Regions from separate parts of the Homo sapiens genome. Here region 2 is linked to region 1. The links are chromatin loops, found by intact Hi-C in ENCODE. Cell type or tissue: K562. All regions are shown on one strand. Each heading gives the region's core, and the rest is flanking DNA. Links, peaks and the distances in the headings are about the cores only.

The links. Hi-C counts contacts between places; a loop is a spot of excess contacts. Peaks named below come from ENCODE experiments on the same cell type or tissue, not always from the same donor. Only the 100,000 strongest peaks of a DNase experiment are listed, where the experiment ranks them.
Region 2: a loop joins it to region 1, with 7 times the contacts of the local background. A loop is called at or near these places in 103 of 110 quality-filtered maps.

The regions. Positions count from the first base shown.
Region 1 is chr19:49,936,558-49,939,465 of GRCh38, forward strand. No RefSeq gene overlaps it. Among named protein-coding and RNA genes, the nearest start is that of MIR4751, 4.9 kb to the left of the region's middle. In K562, for the core only: a CTCF peak has its summit at 1,278 (motif pointing right); a DNase peak (open chromatin) is centred at 1,304; H3K4me3 peaks cover 772 bases.
Region 2 is chr19:49,986,018-49,988,925 of GRCh38, forward strand. VRK3 (VRK serine/threonine kinase 3) reads right to left here. Exons shown (of 15, transcript NM_016440.4): 12 at 2,355-2,475. Among named protein-coding and RNA genes, the nearest start is that of SIGLEC16, 18 kb to the left of the region's middle. RefSeq lists a silencer at 1,205-1,372. In K562, for the core only: no CTCF peak of the experiment used is centred there; a DNase peak (open chromatin) is centred at 1,404.

The sequences.
Region 1 (2,908 bases), core at 151-2,650:
GAGAAGAATAAAACATTCCCTGGTCGATTGTCCTGTACAATAGCCCTTGCATCTTATTTTCCCACAGCTGGTTCTTTCTAACCTTGTTTACTCCTCCCCATAAAAGAAAAAGTCTTTGGCTGTGCACATGGCCTGCGCCTGTGGTGCCAGCACTTTGGGAGGCTGAGGAGGATCCCTTGAGTTCTGGAATTCCAGAGCAGCCTGGGCAACATAGCAAGACCCCATCTCTACAAAAAAATTACAAATTAGCCGTGCATGATGGCACGACAGTGAGCTGAGATTGCACCACTGCACTGCAGCCTGGCGACAGAGTGAGATTCTGTCTCAAAAAAAAAAAAAAAGGAAAAAAACCTGCCCAATTCTTGTCTCACTTGCAAATCTTTTGCTTCTCCCTATTGCAATGTCCTCACCTTTATAGCAATAGTCCCTTTCCCACCTTAAAAAAATCCTTTCAAATAAAGTTTCTTTCCTCAAGGCTGCAGTGAGCCATGATTGCGTCTGGGTGACATAGCCAGACTGAGTCTCTAAATAAAGTCTCCTCACCAAGTATGATTTTTTTAATTGAGGTGAAATTCATATAATAGAAAACCATTTTACAGGGAACATTTCATAGAACAGTGGCATTTAGTACATTCGCGGTTCTGTGCAACTACTGCCTCTCTTTCCTAATCACTTCTATCACTCCAAAAGAAAACCTCATCCCCGTTAAGCAGTTACTTCCCACTTCTGCCTTCTGATGTGTTTTGTATTTGTATTCATTGAATGCTTGCAATTCCATGAAGTGGGGAAATGAGTATAAGTCTGTTTTTTTTTTTTTCAGACAGAGTCTTACTCTGTGGCCCAGGCTGGAGTGTAGTGGCGCGATCTTGGCTCACTGCAACCTCTGTCTCCCGAGTTCAAGCGATTCTCCGGCCTCAGCCTCCTGAGTAGCTGGGACCACAGGTGCACACCACCAAGTCCAGATAATTTTTGTATTTTTAGTAGAGACGGGGTTTCACCATGTTGGCCAGGCTGGTCTCGACTCCTGACCTCACGTGATCCGCCCACCTCAGCCTTCCAAACTGCTGGGACTATAGGTGTGACCCACCGCGCCGGGCGCGAAATGATTTCTTACTGTGAGTCATGGTCAGAAAAGTTTGAAAGCCACTGGTAGGCTCCCCCCAGCTTGACATACTGATTTTCAGACAATAGCCGGTTTGCAGACCCCACGCTTCCAAAACCAATCATTTCTGGCCTCTGGGCGGAGTTTGTCTTAGCAGGAGTCTGCCGCCAGGTGGCGCGCGTACCCCGCCGGGAGTGGGTTTTGCTCCATCCCAGACTCAGACCGTCCAAGCCGGTGATTTCCTTCTGGTCGGTTTACGGGGACTAGAAGCCCTGACTTCGAATACAGTTCACAAAGCAGACCCCTGCAGGGGGTTTTAGGCGGCTAAGAAGGGAATTGGCTCTCCTAAGACTCTCTTTCTCCAGAGAGCTCATTAAATGCCTCCCGCGCCAGAAGGGGTCCCCGCCCCCGGAGCTCGCATCCCAGTGGGGAGGACACACACAAACCCCATTCGCGATCCCGTCAGTGCAGGGAGGCTCCGGCCTGGGGCCGAAGAGCCGAGTCTCTCTGGTGCCTGACAGCACGGGATAGAGCCCCGCCCGGCCACCTGCTGGCTGTGTGACCTTGGGAATAGTGCTTGGCCTCGCTGTGCCTTGGTTCCCTCCACTATAAAATGGCAGTGATAACAGCAGCCACTTCATAGGGTTCCGGGCATTGCGTAAGTTAATACATGCAAAGCGCTCAGAAGGGATGGTGCATGTTTGTCGAACCCGTTGTTAAAAATTCCCATTTTAGGCTGGGCGCAGTCACTCACACCTGTAATCCCAGCACTTCGGGAGGCCGAGGCGGGCGGATCACCTAAGGTCAGGAGTTCGAGACCAGCCTGGCCAACATGGTGAAACCCCGTCTCTACTAAAAATACAAAAATTAGCCAGGCGTGGTGGCATGCGCCTGTAATCCCAGCTATTCAGGAGGCTGAGGCAGGAGAATCGCTTGAACCCGGGAGGCGGAGGTTGCAGTGAGATGAGATCACACCACTGCACTCCAGCCTGGGTGACAGAGTGAGACCCTGTCTCAAAAAAAATTTCTTATTTTACAGAAGAGAAAACCAAGGACAAGAACAGGGTAGTGAATCACCAAGCCCACATTTTTTTTTTTTTTTTCTGCAGGAAGATCTCCAAGTTGAGTCCAGTGGTCTGACTCCCAGCCCAGATGGCCTTCCCTCGGCCTTGTGCTTGCTTGCTTGGGGTGGAAGTGGAGCCAGCTCCCTTGGGATAGCTGCTCAAGCCCCGAGTGAAATCCTCCCGCAGAGGACATTGGCCCCCTGTTGGCATCAGTGCTGGGACTCGAATGAAACTCTGTTTCTGCCTGGGTCAGGAGAATAGCTAGATTAAATAAATAAGTCACTGTAATGTCACAGGGTGAACCCCCAAATTGGGATTCAGCCTGGGAGGCCACATGAGTTGTTGGCTTCGTGCAGAAAAGAATTCAAGAGTGAGCCAGCAGAGTAAAGTGAAAGCAAGTGAAGGAGGCCGGGCGCGGTGGCTCACGCCTGTAATCCCAGCACTTTGGGAGGCCAAGGTGGGAGGATCACTTGAGTCCAGGATTTCGAGACCATCTTGGGCAACATGGCGAAACCCTGTCTCTACAAACAATACAAAAATTAGCTGGGTGTGGTGGTGTATGCCTGTAATCCCAGCTACTTGGGAGGCTGAAGTAGGAGAATCACTTGAACCCAGGGGGCAGAGGTTGCAGTGAACCAAGATTGTGCCATTGCATGCTAGCCTGGGTGACAGAGCAAGACTCTGTCTTAACAAAAATAAAAAATAAAAAAAAAATTAAGGCTGGGCGCAGTGGCTCACGCCT
Region 2 (2,908 bases), core at 105-2,604, 49 kb after region 1:
GTGCCTGGCACAGACAAGTGTATAATAAATGTTAGCTTTGAACAGTCAGTAGAAGGAAGTCAAAATGACGACACACATCCCCTTCTCTGAAGGAGGATGAAATTCTGGGCATGGTGCCACTTATGCCAATTAAACACATACCCAAGAACATCATAGAGTTTTTAAGGACACAGATGCATCTAAACTAACACATTTAGGAGTATTCAGAAGTAGTGAACTAGGTGTATAGTTAAAGTTAAAAACATAACATTGAGTGAAAGAAGGCAAGAAACAGCATGAGGTTTAGAGCATAGTGCCATTTATACAAATTAACACACAGTACCACCATATATAGTTTAAGGACACAGACATGTCTATAGAAAATTGATTTAGAAGCCGGAGTCAGAAGCAGTGAACTCGGTCCACATGTAGGGATAGGGTTAAAGCTGAAGAGAGCCAGAGACAGATGAGACGCAGAGTGGAACATCACTTACGCAAATCACACACAGCACCACGGCCAGCATGCGATTTTGAGGGTACAAATACATCTAAGTGAACACATCAGAACACATGTTAAGTGTGCTTGAGCAGCTGTCCATGGTTGAGAGAAGGAAGTTGGGAGACACGAAGGGAGTAAAATAAAACGAGAAAGGCTTCATGTGAGGGAAGGACTGGGAAGGACTTCACGGCACACTAAGGACAGGGAAACATGAGGGACTCAACGCCATTTACTGGAGGGTTCACCCTCTTCCCACTCTATATGCCTTCCCAGATAATCTCATCCTCTCCTGGGGCTTCAGCTGATGGCTCCGGAGATATTCCCGGGGTCTGAGTCTCCCTTTAGACTTCACTCCTGCACTTCAGACGTAGATGGCCAGCTGCCTCCCAGATGACTTGGGCAACAAGTCCAAGACGGAGTCTTGCTTTGTCACCCAGGCTGGAATGCAGTGGCGAGAGCTCGGCTCACTGCAACCTCCACCTCCCGGGTTCAAGCAATTTTCCTGCCTCAGCAGGGATTACAGGTGCCCACCACTGCTTCGGCTAATTTTTGTTATTTTCAGTAGAGACAGAGTTTCACTATGTTGGCCAGGCTGGTCTCGAACTGCTGACCTCGAGATCCATCTGCCTTGGCCTCCCAAAGTGCTGGGATTAAGGCGTGAACCACCGTGCCCGGCCTGGGCAACTGATATTCATGTCTGAAGTGCATGCCTAGCACGCCCGCTAGGATCAGCTGCCCACTGTCCTTGGTGCTGAACTCATACCCACAGCGCTTCCCTTTTGTGCTCCGCTGTCCCTGGTGCTGAACCCACATCCCTAGCACTTCCCTTTTGTGTCCCGCTGCCTGCTGTTCTTGGTGCTGAACACACACCTTAGTGCCTCCCTTTTGTGCCCAGCTGCCTGCTGTCCCTAGTGCTGAACCCATACCCCTAGTGCTCCCTCTGTGTCCAGCTGCTCAATGCCCTTAGTGTTCAATCTCACCCCAGAACTTCCTCATATGTTCCGCTGTCCACCGGCTTTGGTGCTGAATGTTTAAACCAGCACTGGTAAGACCTGGTGGTTTACACAGAGGTGAAGGCACTGATCTGGCAGTGTGGACACTGCATAGGTGGTGCTACCAGTGCTGAGGCAGGGCCTGGGCCTATCCTGCTCAGATTGCCTGCATGTTTGTGATGAATGAGTCATAGTTTCCCACACACAATGAGCTTTTTTTTTTTTTTTTTTTTGAGACGGAGTCTCGCTCTGTCGCCCAGGCTGGAGTGCAGTGGTGCAATCTTGGCTCACTGCAAGCTCCCACTCCCAGGTTCACGCCATTCTCCTGCCTCAGCCTCCCAAGTAGCTGGGACTACAGGCGCCCGCCACCATGCCTGGCTAATTTTTTGTATTTTTAGTAGAGACGGGGTTTCACTGTGTTAGTCAGGATGGTCTCGATCTCCTGACCTCGTGATCCGCCCGCCTCTGCCTCCCAAAGTGCTGGGATTACAGGCGTGAGCCACCGCGCCCGGCCACAATGAGCATTTTCTCTGAGCCAGCCCCTGTGCTAAGTGCTGTGTGCACCTGACTTCCCTGAACTCTTTGCAGTCCCATAAGGTAGTAGCTAGTAGGAGACCATCTCATGGAGCAGGACACTGAGGCTCGCAGACGTTAACACCCCACAGTGGTGGTGCCAGAGTCTGAGCCCAGGCAGTGTGGCTCCGGAACACCTGCCTCGCCTGCTGTGTGGACACTGCAGCACATGCCTGTGCGGCTCAGAGGACTTGGGCTCTGCTGGATGCCACCTCCCCTTCCCTCCTGCTCCCAGTTGGGCTCTGGGCTTCTGTCCACCTGCAGGGGTTCTGCTGACCACCTGCAGGGGTTCTGCTGACCCCTAGACTCACTTCTGTTTTTGCTTCATGATGTCCTCAGTGTTGGGAAGGCAATTTGTCCATGGCAGAAACCCGTAGAGCCACTTCAGCATGCAGTAGCCCAGGCTCTGGAGGTCGCTGCGGCGGGAGGGCCCTGGGGAAGGAGGAGTAAAGGTGGCAGCTCAAGTCTGGACGCTCCACTCACTGGTGGGTCCACCCCCCTTCCTTCCCCTCTCTCTCACTGACTCAACCACACACTCATACACCCAGCCTTCCAGCCATATGGGCTGTCTCCTCCGCTCATTCACTTTCATGAGTAGGCAGAAGCTGACTCATTCTCTCTCTCACTCAACCATTCTCTCAGCCCCTTTTACCAGGTCACCCTCATCCACTCCTCTTTCATTCATGCACTCATTCAATCAAGCCTCAGCACCCGTGTGCCAGGCCCAGCTCACTTCTGAAAACCCAGACCAGGATCTCGTCGGGTCCCAGCCCGTGACAGCCTAGTGGGGAGACAGCTATAGCGTGCGACTACCTGAGTGACAAAGGACACAGAACACACGGGAGCCCAGAAGGATGGGTACCAA